2 separate regions of the Homo sapiens genome follow, and region 1 is linked to region 2. A link is an interaction called in ENCODE POLR2A ChIA-PET data of the cell type or tissue named here. Cell type or tissue: OCI-LY7. All regions are shown on one strand. Each heading gives the region's core, and the rest is flanking DNA. Links, peaks and the distances in the headings are about the cores only.

What was found. ChIA-PET counts read pairs that join two places held together with the same protein. Peaks named below come from ENCODE experiments on the same cell type or tissue, not always from the same donor. Only the 100,000 strongest peaks of a DNase experiment are listed, where the experiment ranks them.
Region 1: POLR2A ChIA-PET joins it to region 2 with 5 read pairs; 2 of 35 experiments call an interaction of 5 or more read pairs at or near these places.

The regions. Positions count from the first base shown.
Region 1 is chr2:154,623,306-154,629,368 of GRCh38, reverse strand. No RefSeq gene overlaps it. Among named protein-coding and RNA genes, the nearest start is that of KCNJ3, 72 kb to the left of the region's middle. In OCI-LY7, for the core only: no CTCF peak of the experiment used is centred there; no DNase peak of the experiment used is centred there.
Region 2 is chr2:155,145,335-155,151,397 of GRCh38, reverse strand. No RefSeq gene overlaps it. Among named protein-coding and RNA genes, the nearest start is that of KCNJ3, 450 kb to the right of the region's middle. RefSeq lists an enhancer at 5,248-5,307. In OCI-LY7, for the core only: no CTCF peak of the experiment used is centred there; no DNase peak of the experiment used is centred there; H3K4me3 peaks cover 226 bases; H3K27ac peaks cover 352 bases.

The DNA.
Region 1 (6,063 bases), core at 1,314-3,813, 520 kb after region 2:
GTAGTACATAAATATATAGTTTTCTGAATGATTATGTAATTGTTTTAATAAAAAAATCAAAACACAAAGCAAACAAAACAGGTAAAAAATAGTAAGAGTATTCAATTCCTATGATTAACTTCTATAGAGTTTACAAAAATCGATGCAGATTTTTGTGAGAACATGTACATATTGACAATCTACTGAATTTGCAGGTGAATACAACAGGTTATAAATGGTATGTACTGTATAATTCTATTTTTATAAAGCTCTCTTTTACAGGGATGGATGATTGTATCCTATGTTGAGACTTGTCATCTGTAATGCAGTACACATTACCAGCTTACCAATAGGTGGTTCTTCTCTACTTCTACAGTGGACTTAATAGTTAATGCCTGATGGTGAATGAAATGGACACAATTCCTTCTTCAGAGAGCTTCTCATCTAATGGAAGTAATATATTTATGAATTATAAAATATTTAGCACTTTGATGAGTTCTGGCAGATTAAGATATCATATAAAATAAGCAGAGTGTGTAATAGCATCTTGGTCTAGTACAGAGTCTCAATAGTCTCCCCTAGCTAAGTGTTTCCGGGGTGGACAGCAGAAACTAAGTAGAAGTTGACTAGTAAAAGTAGAATGGGATGAGCTAATAAGATGTTGACAGAGAAGAGAATAGCAAAAGACTTGAGACATATGAAAATATTGCATGTTTGAAGAACTGAAAGACATCCAATATGGAAAATTGAAGGAAAAAAGATGAGTAAATGTACCAAGATGGAAGTGGAGAAACAGATAGGAGTAGGAATAGATTAATTAGGGTCTAGCATGACCAGTTAACATAGCTGTTTTTTTTATTCCCAATGCAGTGTTTCAAGCAGGAAATGACATGAGCAATTGGAATTTTAAACGATATCTCTAAGTACCATTTAAGAGGAGATTGGAATAGAGTAAGAGATTCAAGGAGACCCCCTTAGGCGGCTACTGCAATTTTCCAAGCAATATATGATTATGGATTGGACTGTTATGGAGAAATGGATATGGACCATATGTAAGACATTGAAGAATAAACTCAAACAAGAGTCAATAACATATTAAAGATGAGAAAGAGAGGACTGTTTCAAGAAATACTCTTTTTCTGACTGATAAGGCAATATGAATGGTGGGGATAATCAGTGAAAGAAGGAGTAATGGAAGAGCATTGAGAGTCAAACTGAAAGGTAGTCATGAGTTTTAGATGAATTTATTCTCAGAATAAGGCAATTAAAGCCCAGAAGCAGTTGTGCAAAAACAATTCAATTGAATCCCTCACTTTGCAGGTGAAGAGGTGAGGGCCAGAGATTATAAAAGTGTGACTTTTTAAGCCTTATATAAAATATGAATACATATGTACATACATTTGCAAAAACCTAGTACCATGTTGCCAAATTGTCCACTTTAGAATGAATATGTGCCTATAATCCGTTATTCTGAAATATTTGAAAATTCATGGTCAAAGAAACAACTTATGATTTTTATATAATTTCCTAGAAAAAGTATAATGGGAAAACAAACATCACAACCCCAAATTTAATAATTATTGAAAAATGGATGAAGGAGAAATAAAAAATTTAAATTACAGAATTATAAATCTCATTTTCCCACTAGCTATACATTGCCAGCACATAGGACAATACTGTTTAGATGGCCAACACATAAAGAATGTTACAATGGAAGATATTTTTGAACAGCAAGCACTAAATTTATATTTTCTAAAATCGAAATTGAGGCAGGCATGGTGGCTCAGGCCTATAATTCCAGCATTTTGAAAGACCAACGTTGGAAGGCCATTTGAGGCCAGGAGCTTGAGACCAGCCCACGCAACATAGCGAGGTCCCATCTCTACAAAAAATTTAAAATATTAGCCAGGCGTGTTAGTGCCTGCCTGTAGTTCCAGTTACCTGGGGGGCTGAGGTGGGAGGATCACCTGAACCTGGGAGCAGTGATCGCACCACTGCACTCCCACCTGGGTGACAGACCAAGACTCTGTCTCAAAAAGATAAATTTAAAATTAACCTTAAAAAATTAAAATAGCAATTCTGTAATTCTGATATTGATAAAGTTGGAAGGGAAATGGCTTACTCTATAATTTAAATGGTTAATTAAAATCAGAACATCAACATAAAAGTTTTTTTATATATTGGGGTATTTTAAAGCTTTTTGTTATATGAAACTCAAAGAATTGAGAAAGTGAAGTTTCTAATATAAATATATACTAAAGCAAAACCTTAATTTTAATAATAAGCTTGATACTTTAGAGATTAAAACTTCTGTACCAAATATGTCAGGTAGGGTAATGGCCTTACTCCTTAGAATTCATGAACTATTCCTTCAAGTGCCAAACCACTTCAACACATTTCAGTACTGGCAGGGATGTATATACAAACGCTAGCAAAGACAAATTATTTAGGATAGCCATTCAATCAGTCCAAAAATGTAGAACAAATATTAAAATGAACTGAATTAACTTCCATATATATATATATATATATATATATATATATATATGAATTTTCTGTCTCATATATACATATATATACATATGAAAGAAAAAGTCTCACTCTGCGCACTCTGTCACCCAGGCTGGAGTGCAGTGGTGTGATCACGGCTCACTGCAGCCTAAGTCTCTCCAGGCTCAGGTGATCTTCCTACCTCAGCCTCTCAAGTAGCTGGGATTACAGGCATGTGTCACCACACTCAGCTAATTTTTGTATTTTGGGGGTTTTGCCAAGAGACAGGGTTTTGCCATGTTTCCCACGCTGGTCTCAAACTCTTGGGCTCAAGCTTTCCTTCTGCCTTTGCCTCCCAAAGTGGTGGGATTACAAGCATAAGTCACCAGGCCTGACCAACGCCCATATATTTGATGCCACTGCTACATGGGGGACACACTGTGTTGCACATTGTTAATTCCAATGGACATAATAAAATGGTTACGATTCTTTAAAATTATGTGTATATAGTATCTGTATGACCTTCATTACAGCACACAACAAATCATTTACCAAGTGCCTTTAATGTGCCAGATCCTGTGCTAGGGTATGTTAAAAATGAGAAAGCTATAACTTCTCTTCTCAGGAATTCTTGGTCTAGTGCACCTAAAAATTATGAGACTCTAAAGATACAGGCTTGAAAAATGTAGACTATGAGGATAAAAGAGAGCCATGAAGAAGAAACCATAAGGAAGAGGCACTTTAAACCTTTCCCACTGAAAGCAATATGTTAATTCCTTAGTCAGCTCTACAATTCTCTGAATGAGGAGTGTGTGTTTGTGTGTGTGCATGTGCCATAAACACCACTGGTGGAAGAACAAGAGAATTCCAGTTCATAAGTAGAAACTGTGGAAATGAAGGAAAAGGAAAAACTGCAGAAACTACACAAGGCTAGACTTCACTTTCCATATTCCTATTTCTTGATACCTACCCGAGAGTCACGGTCAGAAATCACAGCTGTTCCATAACACTCTGAGGGCATGATGGTCTGATACATGACAGATTCATCTAAGAGAGGATCCAGTACACATTCTATACATAGAAGTTTTGCTTCATAAAGAGTAATTAAGAAGAGGAAAAGAAAAATTATGAGCAAATATTTATTGAAAACTAAAGAAAATAGAGAGACACTTATTATAGCACATATTGAGAAATACACTTGAGAACAATTGTACCAGATGCCGACTTGCAGTATGCTCTAGGATAAAAAGGAAAAAAAATGAAAATGGTTCTCCAAACCCAAGGTAAAAATGAACACAAAGAGTAATAACACTAATAATATTTGTAAATAATGAACTCAATTACAGAAGATTTTTACACTCAGAGTCCTGGTGCTCTAACATTTTTAGATATAAATTTGGTTAAATTTCTATTTTAAAAATGATTCCTTCTATAATCTACCTTAATATATAGTAATAGAACAGCTCAAAAGCTTCCTCACAGAAGGTTGCCACAGCAACAACCCTTCGATATACATGCACAAAATTGAGGGGAAAAATACAGGTAAAATGCAACGGACTATGAAATAAAACAGTTAATTTTCAAGGGAGGAATAAGAAGTCAGAGGGAGATGGAGAAAGAGGAAAGGATCAGATTGCAGCATGGATAAACTATTTTAGCATTGGTCATTTCTGGTTCCATACAGCTGTGGATACACCTCCAAAAAATCTAACACAGAGGAAGGATACTCCTGAAAGACAGGCAAGGATAATGGACACAATGATGATTTTTGAAGTAAGAGCAGGAGAAAAATTGTGTCCCAAGGGCTGGCCCATATCCAAACAGAACTAAAATAAGATTGATACACACAAAAAAGGAAGCTCAGTCTACCTTTATTCCTAGTTGCCCTTGATGCCAAGTATTCATATGCCTTTGCCAACATTTTAATGTTTTGTACACTCAAGAAAATTTGACTTGAAGAAAGCTCTGCATTGAGTTTAGCTATTTCACCCTCTTTTTGAACCCTTTGGTCCCAGTGAAAGAAGACTTTCCTGGCACAATCAAGCCAGATAAATGTACAAGCGAGGCAGTACTTGACTTAAATACTATTACTTCCTGCTGCTTCTGGTGACCTCTCCTACCCTCATATTTCTACTCTCTGGTGCCTAATATCGGTGGATGCACACTGGGCAGCCTCCAAAATTCAAGACCTATCATTTTATCTCATCCCTAGAATTTTCCACCTGTGTAATTTTCCTTTTTTCATTATTTGCACTGGATTTCACATTGGCCTGTTTCTTTTCCTGAGGGTCATGGTAAATAACTTTAATCAATCGAACAAGAAGGGCTAACATTTACTGAGATACTATTGATGATTTATGCTAAGCCCTTTTATGGTATTTAATACTTATGACTGTACTATGATGTTGATATTATTATCCCCACTTTTAAGGTAAAGAGTGTGAGTGTTCAAGGTATTATATCACTTGAATAAAGTCACACAGTTAATATGTGAAAGTCAGGAATTGAGTCCACAGCATGACTCCAAAGTTTAATTTGCTAGTCATCATACTCACTGCTTCCTACTGACTAATCCATTTGAAGATTTTCATGAGTCGTAATGCTCTAGGGTGGCCTTCTCTTCCTCTAAACAATATTTTCTTTTTTCCAAGGAATCTTCAGTGCATTAATAGAACTGATTAGGAAGCAGATTTTGATTGAGATATGTTTGACTCAGTCTCTCAAATTTCACTGTGTATGTGACTGTCCTTTCCATTTTCGCTAGCATTTTTGCGCCTCTGCTCTCAGCTTATGTCAAGGATACTTTTCACCGAAATCCAAGCATCTGTCTGTCTCATAGAATCCAGTGCTCAAGTATGTGTGTGGCTGAAGCTTTTCTGGGTGACACACTGCTCCCTCTGCTGGACTGTGGAGGACAAAGAGAAAAAGCATCTTCAAATCCTAAAGTTTTACATGGTGCCTAACTTACTTTACAATTTTGGAAAAATTAAGAGAGGCAATGATCAAAAAAATATTCAAGGGTATTTTGGCCCCAGATAGCTGAGAAGTAATAAGGGATTCCAATGAGGTCTTTGCCTAGCACAAATGTGTCTTCTGTGACTAGGTTTTATTTTTATTTAGGAGGCACAGCAAACGTATGTTTTCAACATCAACAGCAGAAGCTTGCAATTGTCATTGTGATCTGTTTTGCAGATAAAGCTGGCATTACTAGCTTAAACTTCTGCTATTTGTGAACCATTCCTGGCATGTAGACTGCACGTGCTTTAATCTGGGAATGTTTTACAATCTAGAAAAATATTAACATGAAAGAATATGTATTGACATGGTAAAGCAATTTATAGCAAAGATAATCTAAGTTTACTACAATACAGACAAGATACTGAATAACGTGTAGTGCAAATATGGCAAGAATAGTAGCTGAGTTATTTAAAACCTTAAAATACAGTTTAGCTCATATGAATTCAAGTAACATGGCAAGATTCATGATTTGTTAATTTTATTCATTTATTCACTCAACAAACACTTATAATGCTCTATGTGATAGTCTCAGAGTTGGGTGTAGAAAACATTTTTTTTTATATATATCCCTGAAAG
Region 2 (6,063 bases), core at 1,205-3,704:
TTAGATATGTTGTATTTCTAAAGAGATGTCAACCTGCATATTCATCTGAAGAAAAAAACAAAAGCCTACAATTTAAACAGAAAGAAAAGCAGCTCTTTGGCAAGAAAAACTTAGTGCTAAGCCTTTAACATGAAATCCAGATAGAGGATCAAATCTTCATGGCTAACCCCATAAAATCTAACAAAAAATGTGTTCCAGAGGGTTTGATCTAATAATTTGCAGCCTTTTAGGCACAGACGTTCCTATGATTTGAACACAACTTTAGGTTCTATATTTGGAAACCTATATTACTATGGTCTATAAACCAAGGATTCTAAAAAGAACAAGATGGAAATTATAGTTATAAACTATATAATTATAAAATAACCATTTAAACTGTGAGAAAAATATACTGTCCTTGTTAAAAAAAATAAAAAATAAAAAGCTTAGCAGAGTTAAAAGATCCTGTGGGGGCCGGGCGTGGTGGATCATGCCTGTAATCCTAGCACTTTGGGAGGCTGAGGTGGGCAAATCACGAGGTCAGGAGTTCGATACCAGCCTGGCCAACATGGTCTCTACTAAAAACACAAAAAATTAGCTGGATGCAGTGGTGGGTGCCTGTAATCCCAGCTACTTGGGAGGCTGAGGCAGGAGAATTGCTTGAACCCAGGAGGCAGAAGTTACAGTGAGCCAAGATCGTACCACTGCACTCCAGCCCAGGCGACCGAGTGAGACTCCACTCAAAAAAAAAAAAAAAAAAAAAGAAAAGAAAAGAAAAGAAAAAGAAAAAAGAAACAAGAAGTCCTGTAGGACATGTAGAACTGAATTAAATTTCCAACTGCTCTATCTATATGCTTTGTGATCGTGAAAGAGTCCATTAGCAGATCAGAAACACAACATTCCCATACAAAAAATAGGAGTGATAAAATACTATGTCATAGAACACTTGGAATAATTAAGATTTCATATGCAATATAATTAGCACAGATTTTGACATATAAAATGATGTACTAAGTAGTCCAATAATTATAATAATTTATTAGTAATTTTATCCTAACACTTAAGCTAAACACTTTTCCAATAATCCTAATTTGAACCTTCTATAACAGTAGGTAGAATTGAACTATTCTGATATTCTCTAGAACTCATTTTAAAAGACCACATTTGTATTTTGGCTTCTTAAAATCTGTTTGGAGCATTTTAAATTAAATTAAAATATACCGTGATTGAATCACAGTTGTACAAACTCTCATCAACACACACACACACACACATATACCATATATATTGTGCTTTTCATTTCAAAGCATGATAAATAAGAAATGGAGATCAATAAGTCCTTGTAAGCCTCCTGGGGATTTGTGTGATCTAGAAATGAGGATCTTGCTTAAAATCATCTTAGAGAGGGTCTTTTTAAAAGTCATTTTAAAGTCTGCTTTTTGTTTGTATATTTTTTACTTGGACTGATTTTTAAAACAATTCCAATTTATAAAACACATCAAGACACATGCTGAGAAACAAATTGGGTGAGTTGTGAGCCACGTCTGTGTAGCCACAAGGCCTGCTACACTGCACATCTCACCTCCTGCAGCCTTCACTTTATTAGTCTCTTGTACGTACCCATCTATTATCCAGCCCCATATTAAACACTGGCAGAAGTTAAAAGGAGTTTTAAAATATATTAACATACAATGCATTTTTTACAATGTGCCTGTAAACCATTCCATTAATCTCTGGAAAATTTAATAAAACCCTATGTAGTTTTAGAGCTGAAAATTTCTCTCCCATCATGTTAAAAGTATATATTTTTAAACAAGTGTTCCTTTACAATATAAATATTGCATAGATGATTAACTGTGCACTCTCTCTTTAGAAAATAAATCAAAATGCTAAAATCTACCAGTTATCTCAGATCAATGTTCAGATGTTCAGATGCTCTGGCGTAAAAGAAGTAATTTATGAGACTGACCCACCCACTGTCAAGGAAAAATGAGTTTGAGTGGAATGCCTCATGGAGGAACTTTGCTCAGCTAAAAATGTATGTGAAAACACTGAGCATAAAATGAAGTCAAGAAGAAGGAAAAGAATCCAGATGGAGATGACTATTTAAAAAATTAGACCAGAAAAAAAAACAGTCAAATATTTAGGATAATGAATTAATACAATGTACTTTTGGATTATTGATACGTTTATTTTCTTAATTGTGCCAGTGGTTCACAGTTTTGTATAAATATGTCAAAACTTTCAGATGGTATAATTTAAATTTGTACAATTTACTGTATGTCAGTGATACCTCAAGAAAACTATATAAACACAAACTAAAAGAAAATACAAAAGACAATAAAACAAAACAAAAATAACAAATAAAACATCCCAAATGCTTAGAAATTAAATTCTTAATAATACTTTAGTTATAGAAGAAATCATAATGGAAATTAGAAAATATTCTAAATAGTTATGAAAATATTATACGTAAAAATATGATATAAAACTAAAGCACTACTTTTAGGAAAATTTATAGAATTGAATAAATGTAAAAGAAAGGAAGCTAAAAAAATCAACAAAATCAACAAAACATAATTAATGTGGAAGTTAGAAACTATTAAAGAAGAATAAAAATCAAAGAAATAGAAAACATAAAATGAAGAACTCCCCATAAATTTTAAAGCTCAGACTTTGAAAATCTTAATAAAATCAAGTAATACCTTACAAAAAATGTATCAAGGAGAAAGAAGGCAAAACACAGTGTGATGGTTAATACTGAGTGTCAACTTGATCGAAGGATGCAAAGTATTGATTCTGGGTGTGTCTGTGAGGCTGTTGCCAAAGGAGATTAACATTTGAGTCAGTGGGCTGGGGAAGGCAGACCCACCCTTAATTTGGGTGGGCACCATCTAGTCAGCTGCCAGTGAATAGAAAGCAAGCAGAAAAACATGAAATGGCTAGACTGGCTTAGCCTCCCAGCCTGCATCTTTCTCCCATGCAGGATGCTTCCTGCCCTTGAACATCAGACTCCAGGCTCTTCAGCTTTGGGACTCAGACTGGCTTCCTTGCTCCTCAGCTTGCAGATGGCCTATTGTGGGACCTTGTGATCATGTGACTTAATACTACTTAATAAATTCCCAAATATACATATATATATATATATATATATATATATATATATATATATGAGTTTATTTTTACAAACTATGTAATATTTATAATAGAAGATATATATATATATATATATATATATATATATATATATATATATATCCTATTATTTCCATCCATCTGGAGAGCCCTGACTAATACACACAAATTGAAAATATCAGAAATTCTAGCAACCAATTGAAAAAAATATTGAATGATACTATTTATAAAAAGATAAAGACATAAATACCTAGAAATAAAAATAAAGTGGTATAAGAGCTCTAAAAACAAAACAAAAAACATATAAATCACTTTTGGGAGAAATTAAAAACTAATTAGGAATAAGCTATATGATTTTAAGAGTTAATATTAAAAATGTTGTTTTAAAACTGATACATAGATTTAGTGCAATTCAAAACAAATTTCCAGTAGTTTATTTTATGAAAATGAATACATGGATTGTCTAACTTACATGAAAATGCAAAAAAAAGAATAACAAAGACAATTATGATGCAGGAGAACTTAGAACACTAAGTATTTCATCTTCATGTAATTACAGTGTGAATGAACAGTGAGGTATGGGTACAGATAGAGATAAACTCATCAATAGAATAGAATATAAAGAGGGACACCCACACATATATAGTCAGTTGATTGTAACATAATACAAAAAATTAACAAAAGAAAAGGATAATTTGACAAATTGAACTTAAAGTTAATTAAAATTTTATATCTTAAAAGACATCATTAAGGGTTAGAAAAGGCAAAAAATCAAGAAAAGATTATAGTTAAATGTTTGTGTATACACACACACATATATGTATATATAACAAATATTAAAAATTTATAAAAGATGTCTCAGGTCAACAATATCAAGATAAATAACCTGATAAGAAGATAGGCTACAGACTTGGGCAGGTGCTTCAAATAAAAGCCATCCAAATAATGCATAAACATGTGAAAAGATGTTTAACCTCATTCATCATTGGGCAAACAAATGTTACAACAATGAAATCCCACTGTATACTTACTGGAATAACTAAAATATAATAAAATACTAATATTTCCAAGTGTTGGTGAGGATATGGAACTCTCATATATTGATGGCAGGAATGTGACTTGGAACAATCCCTTTAGACAATTATTTGGCAGTATTTACTGAAGCTAAACATACATATATTTTATAAAGTAGCAATTCTATAATATATTGTATTACCTAATAAGATGCTTGCATGTGTCCATCAAAGTACATGCAAAACTATATCATCATGATTTATAATAACTAAAATGTCCATCAATATTAAATATAGTGTGGCATATTCATATTATAGGATGCTTCATGTCAATAAAAATAAACTGAAATTATGTGTGACAACACTGATAAATCTCAGTAACATAATGATAAGCAAAAACGCTATATTCAAATGTTACATACAATAAGATTTTATGTATATGCATTTCAGAAGTAGGCAAAGATAATTAACGGTGTAGTTCAAAGGGGGTAACAGATGATGGTAGAGGTAATGACTATGAAACAAACTTACCATGTTATGTTTTCAATGAGTAATAGTATATACAAATGTCAGGAATGGAACATGCCTTTTCTCTCTTTACTTTCTAATTTATTTTAAAATCAAGTTTTCTAAACTAGAGATTTGCCTTTGCCTGGTGGTAACAAATGAAGAGTATTTAAGAAAGGTTCTGAAAGAAATATGATCAAATATGCAAGCCCCACTGATCCAAAGCTACCTTGTTGAAAAGACATCTCACAAATCTGAATCAATGCATATGGATTCAGAACAATACAAGTCAGATTCACTTAAATTGTCCATCTTTTATTCCCCTTTAAATCAAATATCAATAACCTTGGGGAGGTGATGCTGGCATTCAAATTAAATGACTTCTGGTTTTTCATGTTGTAGACCCGTTTATAATCTTCCCTCGTCTCAATTAGCCAAATAGGGAAGAAGAGATATTATTAATTATCTTATCGATCCACTTGTCACCTGAATAAAGTAGAAACATAGTGATTTGTTTTGCTTAATATGACCTCAGGAATCACAGCAAAAATAGTCAAGCTCCCAACTGTGCTCATTCTCTGCTACAAACTAAATTGTATACCCAGGCCTGTTACCTCTCCTTCCCCCTTATCTTTTATTATGTGTTACACAGGGTGTAATTTTGCTAAAACAAGCCCTTTAATTATACATTGCCAAAAGTGTCACCTACTGTTAAACGATTCCTGTGCTGCAGACAGAAGAAACCATGAACCCTGCAAGGTTCTGAAGTTTCCATTACGTGCACAGACCCCAAGAACAGCTGTTAACAAATCTGTTGGTGGTTTTGTGTAAAAAGCAGCCAGGCTGTGCTCCTGCTGTACTTTTGGTCAGAGAAAGCAATTTGCATTTTGACAGGCTTCGTGGGCAGAAGAAAAAACAGCACAGGTATAATAATAGCTCTAAATGAAAGATTTGGAGCAATGTTTTACTAATATTGAAAGTTTCCTTAAATAATGAGCAGCAATTAGAGAAAAATTATCTCAGGAGAACAGCAATATTAAGACTGTTTACTGATAACATAGACGAGAGTATTATTTTAAGGAACTTTAAGAAAAAGACGTGTGATTTAATATTTTATTAGACTGTTTAACATAAATTTTATCAAAATGAAACAGAAGATAAACTTAGGTAGTAATGTAGAGCAATTTTTCCTTTAAGAAAACTTAATAATTATTTCAGTTCTCCATTCTCTTACGTTATAAAATCTTTATCTATTTTGAACCTATTTTCCCACATACTTTTAAACTGTAATAACTTACATGTAAATATAGAGTATATGTATTGCTGCCAACCAAAATACTTAACTCTGTATTGCAATTGCTGCTCTGTTTTACGATTAGACCTTAAACATAGTGATCTAGAATTGAGCATGGGCCTTGCTGAATTTAAA